Regions from separate parts of the Homo sapiens genome. Here regions 2 and 3 are each linked to region 1. The links are chromatin loops, found by intact Hi-C in ENCODE. Cell type or tissue: heart left ventricle. All regions are shown on one strand.

Region 1 (4,000 bases):
GTTTTATGCATTGGCATACTTCTGGTGTCTTGCATTACTTCTCCCCTGATTCTTCCTTTGGAGCAGGCTGCCAAGGTGTGCAGTAGCCTGCTAGCACCTGGGAGGGGAACATGCGCAGTGTGTTTACTGGAGTTGTACGCATGTTCACTTGAGGTATTCTTCCCTTACCAGTCTAGCATTCCTAGAGGAAAGTCATATACCAGTTAAACTCTGCCATTTTACCTCTTAATGTGCATGTTTGAGCCCACTCACCAAACTCCTGAAATCTTATTGAGAAGCTGCCGCTCACCAGTTTCAGATTTTTTCTATCTGTTGGGAAACTGCCCTTACCTGGTGCCGGTTCTGACAAATTATTTTATAGAGAGAGCTAACAGTTGCCTCACCATCACCTGATGGTCACCTGACATTCCATTCCTCATGTGTGTATGTGGGGAAGGCTGAACCCTCTCCTGCCCTGCTTATGCCTGACTAGCTACCTACTGAAACATCTTAAAGACCCTCATTCCAGAGGGTCCTGCCCCATACCTGGGAAGAAGGAATGCTGCACAGAGAGGCCAAGAAGAATCTGAACAGACAGGCCTTGCTGGGTTCTCCACCTGAGTCTATTACCATTAGATCATACCCTTTTGTTTAATCACATTTCTACATGGCTGTCTATTCTTCAATAAACCTAAGCATAGAAACAGTTTTCTCTGGGTCTTTGAGTCTTCATTTCTGAAGCCTCCTATAATGTAAAACTTTGATTAAATACATTTATTATTATTTTCTCTTGTTAATCTGACTTTTGTTATAGGAGTGTCAGCCGTGACCTTTATGATGGGTGAGGAAAGGCATCACACCTTTTTTCTCCTACAACTTCCCAGTCAAAATGAGCCTATTCTCTCTTTTACTGTCATACCAGGCTTCTTTTTTTTTTTTTTTTAACTCTGTCACCAGGCTGGAGTGCAATGGCGAGATCTTGGTTCACTGCAACCTCTGTCTCCTGAGCTCAAGGGATTCTCCTGCCTCAGCCTCCTGAGTAGCTGGGACTACAGGTGTGCACCACCATGCCCAGCTAATTTTTGTATTTTTAGTAGAGATGGGGTTTCACCATGTTGGCCAGCATAACAGGCTTCTTTACTCACCAAGATGCCTGCTAACAAATCTGATAAAAATCACCCTTATCAACAACATCATGGAGAAATCAAGAATTCTATGAAATCAGCGTTCTCCTTTGCATGGTCGATAGCCCCCATGAGATCTGGTTTCCTCATCTCATACTACTCCCTGCCTGGTTCAATGCCATAGTCATTCCAGCTTCTTTTAGCTCCTGCACTGATCTTTTCCCTCTCTCTCCCTATGCAGCTTCACACCTACTGTTTCTTCTGCCTGAACTTCTCTCCTCAACTAATTTCCTGTCTGCTAAGCCAGCCCTCACTCATTCTCATACATCCAGTACTTCACAGGGAAGTTATCCCTGTCACTCCTCCTCTAGCATCCATGTTACATTGTCTAGTATGTACTTCTCAGTAGACTTGCACCACAGTGACAACTACTTGTTCAGTGGCTGTCTCATTCCTCTGGGGGATGAGATTCCTGAGTGCAGGGACTGTCTCTTTTGTTTATCTCTGTATCCCCAGCACTGAGCCCAAGACCTGGAACACACTGAACATCAGACAAATCGTTGTTGAATGAATTAATCAGAGTTAGTGAGAGAGGAAATGCATGGTTTGCCCCAATGGAGATATATTGCCTTTCCAAGCACAGTTTAAAAGATGGTCATTGGGCAAGTATGGAGTCCTCATTAAGGTTAATAGAAACAGAGAACTTTGCCTAGGATTACATGAGCCTGCTGGTTAAGAACAACACTTTTTTTTTTCATTCTTTTGGTTTTTTTAATGATCATTAAATTGTACCTACCTTCACAATGTGACCAGTATCATACTGTGGTATCAATTTCAGACTATAATGCGAGTCTGCCATCTACTGGTGCTACGGGGTAGTACTATGAAACCTCTGACAAGCATTTTCATTTTCTCTGGAATCTTCTGGGTTCCAGAAGCTAGGAGGGGCATAGATTCCAACATGCCCAACCATTTCATTTTACCCAAAGGGAAACCATTTCCCACAGAGTATAAATGACCACCCTGGGCCATACAGCTAATCGGTGGAAGGTCTGAACTCTAACCTAGGCCTCCTGACAAAATCAGCCTCTTGGTTCTTATTCTTCATCGTAATTCTGGATACTAACTGAAGTACATCTGGTCAACAGTGTTGACCTTGACTTTTTCCAAAAGGAAATGGAACAATTGAGACTTGTTCAAGTTTACACGCCAGGAATCTCTTACCCCCTTGTATAAAGCTCATCACATCCCAGAAAGCATATCTGCTTTCTGTCCAAGGATTTCCTGGATCTGAAAACAGCTGTACAGGATTGTGTGGGAAAGACTAGATTTACAAAACTTGGAATTTCGCACCAGAAACTTAGGCAAAGATGTGGTGCAAGACGTGCACTGCCTGCCATTAAATTGTATGCCATCAGCAAGATCCTGAGGGATTCGAAACACACCAGATGTTTGTGTTCCGAAAAGCCATGATCTTTAATGGAAAAACTGACAAACCATAATGGAAAGAGCTAGGAACTGCCATCCTAATAAGAATTGACAGGATCAGTGTAGAGCCTTCCAGAAAGGCCTCCTCTGTTAATCTGGCAGAATTGGCTACAGAAGCACTAGGTTTTCCAATAGGTACATTTTTAAAAAAATTTTTTTTAGCTACCCCAAGGGACTAGATTTAACCATAGTCATCTTTTTATTGTGTGGTTTGCATGGAAACACGCCTGTTAACATTCCTGAGATCAACGCAGAGTCAAAACAAACCAAACATCCCAGTACCTGCCAGAAGAGTTTCATCTTTCCCTAACAATTCTTGGAACAGAGCACTTTAGGGACTGAACTTCTAAAACAAAGGAAAGAAAGAAGATGTGGCTGCCGGGAAGTTCTCACTGGGTACTTCAAAAAAATTTCCCTGGAACTCTTTGGCTCGGAGTGTATCTTTAAAATTTTTCTTTACTCAAAACAGTACCGCCAGCTAATGAACAGGTCCAGGCTGGTCATTTGCTTCCATAATTTGGAAAAGTAACACCTTTACTTCATATCTCTGGGACCATTGTTGTCCAGCGATCTGACAAAGGAAAATACTGTCGGGTCCCAGGGGGTTTCCGATCAATCGGGGTACTATTTTAGTACCTTCAGGGTTGTAATAAAAACATGTTTCCTCTTGAACAAAAATAAGAACTAGCTAATAGAAATATTAATATTTATTCAATTAAACCCTTCTCATGATCATCTCCCTTCAAGTCTCAACCTCTAGGAGACTGATGCTCACCATTGCCCACAGACATGATCTGGAATGTCATTGGTTTACACCTGAATCCCTGTGTACCCTTTCCATCTCAACACAGTCCCCATGGACAATGGCACCATCTGGACGTCAAAATTACAGAGGACTGCATCAAGGTACCAGAGACCTTTGCTCCTCAGTGACAGAAAAAATGAGAATGTTCATGTTTACTCAGAATGTTAGTGTGTGGTTTAAATGAGGACTGGGAGGTCCAAATGAAACATCCAAGGCCAGACCAAGGTTCTTGTGATTTGGACATTACTACTGCCCTCTTTTCTCTCTTAGGGAAGAACTCAGAGTTCTTGGAAAATCTGGACTCTAATTTGTGCTCTATCTGTCCCCTGATGGCTCAGAGACACTGCTCAATGCAAGTGACAATTCTCTCATTGCAAAACCCATGAGAGATGTAACAGTCCCCTCCACCATCCCTTCTCAATTTCACATCAAGGAGATGCAGGTGACTGGAGCCCATGGTTTCCCCTCACTACGCCCCTCATCACTCCACATCTGCCAATATATTTCCTTTTATTTCCACCTACTTCTACTATTAGCTGCTGCACTTACTCTGAATTCATTTTCATCTCTTCCCTGACTCATCCTGTTATTTCTTAGTCATCAG
Region 2 (4,000 bases), 280 kb before region 1:
CTTTCTAAAAGACAAAAGGAAAGGATGACAGGAGTACTCAGGTAGAGATATGGTATCCCATTAACACTGAAGTGCTCAATAAATGACTGTTTCTTGAATGAACAAGTAAACAATAAATATATGAGTGAGATGAATGGTAATGTTTCCAATCTAATGGAATATTAAGGTTCAGTTCCACATCAAACCTCCCAAAACAATGGCTTTGAGGTACTTTCGAGTGAAGCAAAGACACACATATGTATACAGGACACTAGTTTAGATGCAGATTTTCTTAAGGTCTTCTAGTACTCCAGTGAAAAATCTAGTAACATTTCTGCTAGGGACAGTCACTGAGATCTGCCTCCATTCACCTGAAATAGAGAAGGATTTTCCTAGTTTCTGTCTTTCAGTACTGGTGAAAATGAAAAAGGAAAAAAAAAAAAAAGGAGAAAAAAGCTCTGTCTCTCAAAATGAAGCTAAAAAATTATGCTGAGTATATTTTCAAACTGCATACCTTTTTATTTGCATAGCTTTCATCTTGAAGAAATCAAACTATGGATATAGAAAAAAATGATTTGAAGCCATTACTCAGATTTTTCTACTGAGAACTTCAGCTTCCTCCAATCAATACAACATTGTTTATTCTGTTACACAATGCTACTGACAACGCAAAAAATGACCAATGTCACATATATCACTTTATAATTACAAAAAAGAAATATTTTTCTATAATTAGCTTTCCCAGAACAACTAAAGCTTTTCTATATTTGTACCTAGTTCTCTTACCTGCGGTGCAGAATTCTATAATTTCACTCCATTCAGACACAACATAATCACCATCAACTTGTTTTGAGGCAGTCTGCACTGCTACTGTATATTCAGTTCTTGGGCTTAAAAACCAGTGTCCACGGACAGTCATAGGCAAGGGAACAGCTTTTGCCACCAATTTTGTGGGAACATCCTAGGAATGAAAGAAGGAAGAGAGAGAGAAAAATGAGGGGAGACAGAGAGGGACGAAGGAAGTGAAGAAAGAAGAAAAGGGAGAAGGGAGGAAGGAGGGAAGGGAGAAGGAGGGAAGGAAGAAGGGAAGGAGGGAGGGAAGGAAGGAGGGAAAAGGAGGAAGTTAATTTAGTAGTATAACTTTAATCAACTGTAAACAATGGAGAATAACTTATTAAGTTCCTGACTGACAATAGAATTTTTCTGCTTAAAGATACTTAACAATTATTATATTTAAATCTCTTATTTGCTATATGCAAAAACTAAGGCCCAACTTTATCAAGAGACAAGTTCGAGGTCATACAGCTTGTTAATAACATAAATGTACTTGGATTCCAGTTTTCTTGATTTCTAATATGGTGTTCTTTTCTGTATACTATATGCTCCTCAAAATGCAACATTCTCATACTAAATGACAAAACTTTAAAAAACAGAGACATAAAAGATAAAGTTCAATAGTATTAAAAATATTATATTTGGTTAACTTATACTACCCAATAATTTCACTAAAGCTGCCCATTACTTGATATTTTACAGGTTAAAGGAGAAAACACTAAAAATATGAATTTTTGCTTCACTTTCATTCAAATATAGAGTCTATGTGTCACAGAAAAGTTTACGTATTTCTAAAAAATGCTTAGTAAAGTGATTAATTAAATCTGCTAGTTGAATATTCACTACATTTCAAGGATATGGTATTCCAAGTGGAGAGTGAAGAAAAAGGGTCAAATCTCAAACAATTCATCATTTAATGTTTGAAATTTAAGATTTCAAAGCTATATCAACAAGGCAAATGTCAGCAAAGAGAATATCCATCACTGAAAGCATAATCAGAACTGGAACTCAGAAAAAATAATGACTGCTCAATCTTGCTCCCTCTTTCACACTTATCTGTAGTATGTATGATCCTCACTTATCTTTAGTATGTATAATCGCACATCTAATAAAAGCAATATTTCTAGGTAAGGTAAGAAAGTTCCAAAGTATCTACCAAGTTAAAACTTAATATCAATATTAAAAAATAGACCAGATTTTCATCATCAGTGAAAACACTGCAACATAAGAAAGAATGCTTAAAGCAGATAACTGTTAATTTCTCTATAGATACTTCTGGAAAGAGAGATATATCAGAAAAGATATATGATATGTGAATAAATATCAGAGAAGTGTTATATATCTAAAAACATTTAAAAGTTAATAATTTTCATTCTCAAAACTAAAAAGCAAAAGACAAAAAAATTTCATTATCAAAACAAAAAACAAAAGGCAAAAGACAGCAGACTACTTAAAGCAATTTTTAGCCCTAAAGTGTTTTTAAAATACCTTGAAGTTTATAAACTGCATCAGATTCCTTGTTTGGCAGTTATAGAAAAAAAAGTGTGCTTCAGTGGAAAACTATGCATTGCACATAGCACCCTCTTCTGGCCATCTGTCTGTGTTATGGAAGCCATTTTACAATTCTGTAATTTGTAGAAACTAGTAACAATTCAGTTCTTCTTGTCTAAATACATACAAATAAATTATGTTCAGTGGAGGACAACCCTCCTCTTCACCCCTCCCATCAGGACTTCCATACCAGTTTACACCTGTATCTACAAATGAGTCTTTTCTTTGGATTTCCCTTTGAACTGGTTATAACACCTCATCGGTTTCCTCGTTAATAAGTTAAATAAAATCTTTAAGGTAAACTAATTTTTACATCTAGATGATAGTCATGATTTTACCTTTTTTTGAAAATTATCTTCTAACAAAAAGCATGGCATTTCATTTTCTTACAAAACTTATTAGAATGATAGGGTTTTAGAGTTACATATAATCTTTATTTTTTCCCAAGTCAAATACATCACATAAGCCATTAATAGAATATTATTCGTTCTTTTAAAATGTCCTCATACTTAGAAAGTTTTAAGATGCAAATTAGCATGAGTATTTGTTAGATTTTACCTTGTGTTTAAATTTATTGGAGTTCTTGTTCTCTTTCTTGTTGAGGTCAATAAAATAGTGTGTAATGCGATCCTTTGATTTTGAATCCATTTCCCATGAAATCTTGAATGAGTCACACGTTATATTGCTTATTTTGATGTTATGTGGTACAGGAAGTTCTTCCATCTCTGCTATGCCACTGTCTTGTGATTTGTTCCCTGCAAGAAAACAATGCACAGGAAGTTAATTTCCAATTAATGGATTTTCCAATTTATTTCCAATTAATGGATTTATTACCAATAAAAAGTAGAGATGACTTACTCCTTATCATCTTTACTTTTTCCATTTATGTTTCCAATTTGTTTTCACAGAGTGAACACAAAAACACTGACACTCTATCTTTCTAATCTATGACATGTTAGTTTTATATGGTTAGGTTCCCTCTAAAAAACCTCAAGAGCCTATTTTTCTACATGACCAATCAATTTTGCTCTAAAGTAGTATCAGGTGTTTTAAGCCAGATAATTTCATAGACATGTTGATAATGAAAGGGCCCATCCAAATGAAGGAAACATTTCTTTAAAAGTCCATGACCTAGCAGTGACAGTCTATAAAAATTCCCCCTCCTCTTTCATTTTGGAAGCATTATATAGAGAAACAGCATGTAATGGTTTTACTACATATACAAATAATACTGAAGACCGTTCACTTACAAGTTACTATGTTAAGGATAACTCTAGAAATGTTTTATCTGTGGAACCTTGATGAATTTAATTTTGAGAGCTGAAATAACAAATAAGGCTAAAAGAAAAAAGATGACTGCCATAGTGACTGATATTAAAATCTTGAAGAATTTATATGACAACTAGTTACTTTAAAGATTACACTTCCACTTAGGGAAAATGCTAACAATTTGGCTAACAGTATAGAGCAGGATTTGATGGATCATAGGACAAAAAGAAAATACAAACATGTCAAGTTTGTTTTACATATAGGAAAGACATATTAGAATCAAATTTTACCCCATTTTTTTCTACATTCCCTTTCCCCAGGCCAACATAATGTTCAATGCCTCAAGAGAGAAAAAAAAAATGTTATT
Region 3 (4,000 bases), 660 kb before region 1:
CTTGGCTCATTGCACCCTCGAACTCCTGGGCTCAAGTGATTCTCCCACCTCAGCCTCCCAAGTAGCTGGGACTCCAGGAGTGCACCACCATGCCTAGCTAAGTTTTGTATTTTTTGTAGAGACAGAATTTTGCCATGTTGCTCAGGCTGGTCTCAAACTCCTGAGCTCAAGCAATCCGCCTGCCTTGGCCTCTCAGAGTGCTAGGATTACAGGTGTGAGCCACCATGCCAGCCTTACTGCACTTTTGACTTTAATAATTTATCGACATTAGCTCATTAATTGTAACAGATAGGCTATAATGTAAGATGTTAATTGAAACTGTGTGGGATGGGCATAGAGGAACTCTTTGTATTATCTTCTCATTTTTTTGGGTAAATCTAGAAGTAAAATCTATTCTAAAAGTGTATGTTTTTGATTTTCATTTATTTAATTTTTGTTTATTTATTTATTTATTTTAGACAGAGTCTCACTCTGTCACCCAGGCTGGAGTGCAGTGGTGCGATTTAGGCTCACTGCAACTTCCGCCTCCTGGGTTCAAGTGATTCTCCTGCCTCAGCCTCCCAAGTAGCTGGGATTATAGGTGCATGCCACCACGCCCAGCTAGTTTTTGTATTTTCAGTAGAGACGGGGTTTCACTATGTTGGCCAGGCTGGTCTTGAACTCCTGATCTCAAGTGATCTGCCTGCCTCGGCCTCCCAAAATGTTGGGATTACAGATATGAGCCACAGCGCCCAGCCTTAAAAATAAGGTGTATGTTTTTAAAAGTGCATTCTCTGCCAAGAGAAGGCTGGGGAGCTCATGTATTAGATTTTACAGCTGAGCCCTGGGGACGACTATCCCGCGATATACATGAAATATTTAGGTGGCCATGGAATACCGCAGCAGTCCCCAACCTTTCTGGCACCAGGGGCCAGTTTTAGTGGAAGACAATTTTCCTCAGACCGGGGGAGGAGGGATGGTTTCCAGATGATTCAAGCACATTACATTCATTGTGTACTTTATTTCTATCATTTTTACATTGCAATATAGAATGAAGTAATTATACGACTCTCCATGTAGAATCAGTGGGAGTCCTGAGCTTGTTTTCCTACAACTAGATGGTCCCATCTCGGAGGCACAGGGGAAACAATGACAGATTATCAGGCATTAGATTCTCATGAGGAGTGTGCAGCCTAGCTCCCTCACATGTGCAGTTCACAACAGGGTTCAGGCTTCTATGAGGATCCAATGCCACTGATCTGATAGGAGGTAGAGTTCAGGTAGTAATGCAAGTGATGGGGAGCAACCATAAATGAGGATGAAGCTTTGCTCACTTGCCTGCCGCTCATCTCCTGTTGTACAGCCTGATTCCTAACAGGCCACCAACTGATACCTCTAGAATAGTGTATATGGCAACACAGTCACTTTAAAAAAAATTTTTTTTTTGAGACGGAGTCTCGTTCTGTCACCCAGGCTGGAGTGCAGTGGCATGATCTCAGCTCACTGCAACCTCTGCCTCCCGGGTTCAAGCGATTATCCTGCCTCAGCCTCCTGAGTAGCTGAGACTACAGGCACCTGCCACCACACCTGGCTGAATTTTTGTATTTTTAGTAGAGACAGGGTTTCACAGTGTTAGCCAGGATGGTCTCGATCTCTTGACCTCATGATCCACCCGCCTCAGCCTCCCAAAGTGCTGGGATTACAGGCGTGAGCCACCGCACCCGGCCACTTTTTAAAATTTTTGTGGGTACATAGTAGGTGTACATATTCATAGGTTATATGAGATGTTTTGATACAGGCACACAATGTGAAATAAGCACATCATGGAGAATGGGGTATCCATCCCCTGAAGCATTTATCCTCTGAGTTACAAACAATCCAATTACATTCTTTAAATTATTTTTAAATATATAATTAAGTTATTATTGACTCTAGTCACCCTGTTGTGCTATCAAATGATAGGTCTAATTCATCTTTTCTTTTGTGCCCATTTACAATCCCCACCTTCTCCCCAGCACCTCGCTACCCTTCCCAGCCTTTGGTAGCCATCCTTCTACTTTCTATGTCCATGGACACAGTCACGGGTTTTTTTTTTTTTTTTTTTTTTTGAGACGGAGTCTTGCTCTGTTGCCAAGGCTGGAACGCAGTGGCATGATCTCGGCTCATTGCCACCTCCACCTCCGCCTCCCAGGTTCAAGAGATTCTCCTGCCTCAGACTCCTGAGTATCTGGGACTACAGGCATGCACCACCATCCCGGCTAATTTTTGTATTTTTAGTAGAGGTGGGGGTTTCACCATGTTGGTCAGGCTGGTCTCAAACTCCTGACCTTGTGATCTGCCCACCTCGATCTCCCAAAGTGCTGGGATTACAGGTGTGAGCCACCGTGCCTGGCCCACAGTTACTTTTTAATGGCTGTGTGTTTTTTTTTTTTTTTTTTCCAGAAGATTAGCTTTGTGGGATGTTATGTAGATAATCTAAATGGTGTATGTGAAATTAATGGGCCTTTTGTATAGTTTATTTTTAAATAGCAAATTTTTTCTGATTACAGAGATAATATGTTTACCTTAAAAAATTTAAAAGTATCAAAAAACTCAAGGAAGAAAAATTTAAAACCATCTACTATGGTCCAAATGTTTATGTTTTCCCCCAAATGCATATGTTGAAATCCTAACCCCCAAGGTGATGGTATTAGGAGGTGGAGCATTTGGGAAGTGATTAGTCCAAGAGAATGGAGCCCTCATGAATGGGATTAGTGTCATTATAAAAGAGGCCTGAGTGAGCTGGTTTACCCCTTTCACCTTGTGGGGATGCAGGAGATGCAGGGAGAGGGTGCCATTGATGAAAGGGAAAGCGGGCTCTCACCAGACACTGAAATCTGCTGGCACCTTGATTTTGGGCTTCCCAGCCTCCATAATTGTGAGCGATAAATTTCTGTTATTTATAAGCCGTGCAATCTAAGACATGTTGTTAGCCCAAATGGACTAAAAAGCCCAAACCATCTCAAAATAAAAAGATTTCAATGCACAAGACATTGAAGACATGTGATAGGAAATGAGTGATTTTCATCTATAGTGGCTCTCACATAGGGCTTTTCTCAAAGGCCTGAAGCCAGCAGCATAAGAAGACTCCAGTTCCCTGTGCCCTCCTGCTCTTGTGGCCATGTCCCTAGCATGAGGGGGAGAATTGCTAGTTAAATTATCTATGATTAATTTTACTCCAGACCTCAGTAGGCCAACAATTGTTAATAACGTGATTACCATTTGCCCTTTCTAGCAAGTAGAATATGTGAAAACTGACAGTAAATGGATTATTATCATTTACTGTGCTAAAGCCATGTGCTTATTTCAATATTAAAAAAATAATTACTTTTTCTTACTCAAGACTATTGTAGGAAAACCAAAGAAAGTGTGTTGAGATTTTCCAATAGGGTTATGTATATGAAAGGAGCTTTAAATAGCTAAGTACACAATGTGTGTGTGTGTGTGTGTGTGTGTGTGTGTGTGTGTGTGTGCGTGTTTCATTTTCTTACTTTTACTATTGCTATGGTCTGGATGCTAATGTCCTCCTTCCCCCAAATTCATATGTCAAAATCCTTATCCCCAACGTGATAGTATGAGGAAGTGGGAAGTGGGGCCTTTGGGGATAATTGGGTAATGAGGGGGAGACCTCATGCATCGGATTAATCTCCTTATAAAAGAGACTCAAGAGAGACCCCTCACCCCTTCCCATGTGAGGACACCAAGAAGGCACCATCTATAAAGCAGGCCCTTGGCCAGGCATGGTGGCTCACACCTGTAATCCCAGCATTTTGGGATCTGAGGTGGGCGGATCACCTGAGGTTGGGAGTTCGAGACCAGCCTGACCAACATAGAGAAACCCCATCTCTACTAAAAATACAAAAAAATTAGCTGAGCATGGTGGCACATGCCTGTAATCCCAGCTACTAGGGAGGCTGAGGCAGGAGAATGGCTTGAACCCGGGAGGCGGAGGTTGTGGTGAGCCGAGATCGCGCCACTGCAC

The links. Peaks named below come from ENCODE experiments on the same cell type or tissue, not always from the same donor. Only the 100,000 strongest peaks of a DNase experiment are listed, where the experiment ranks them.
Region 2: it touches region 1 in a loop (5-fold over the local background); 46 of 110 quality-filtered maps call a loop at or near these places.
Region 3: it touches region 1 in a loop (4-fold over the local background); 47 of 110 quality-filtered maps call a loop at or near these places.

Annotation. Positions count from the first base shown.
Region 1 is chr10:58,950,819-58,954,818 of GRCh38, reverse strand. No RefSeq gene overlaps it. Among named protein-coding and RNA genes, the nearest start is that of LINC00844, 47 kb to the left of the region's middle. In heart left ventricle, a CTCF peak has its summit at 1,961 (motif pointing left); no DNase peak of the experiment used is centred here; H3K27ac peaks cover 2,625 bases.
Region 2 is chr10:59,233,423-59,237,422 of GRCh38, reverse strand. PHYHIPL (phytanoyl-CoA 2-hydroxylase interacting protein like) reads right to left here. Exons shown (of 5, transcript NM_032439.4): 2 at 2,923-3,119; 3 at 766-940. Among named protein-coding and RNA genes, the nearest start is that of PHYHIPL, 59 kb to the right of the region's middle. In heart left ventricle, a CTCF peak has its summit at 2,398 (motif pointing left); no DNase peak of the experiment used is centred here.
Region 3 is chr10:59,613,240-59,617,239 of GRCh38, reverse strand. No RefSeq gene overlaps it. Among named protein-coding and RNA genes, the nearest start is that of SLC16A9, 95 kb to the left of the region's middle. In heart left ventricle, no CTCF peak of the experiment used is centred here; no DNase peak of the experiment used is centred here.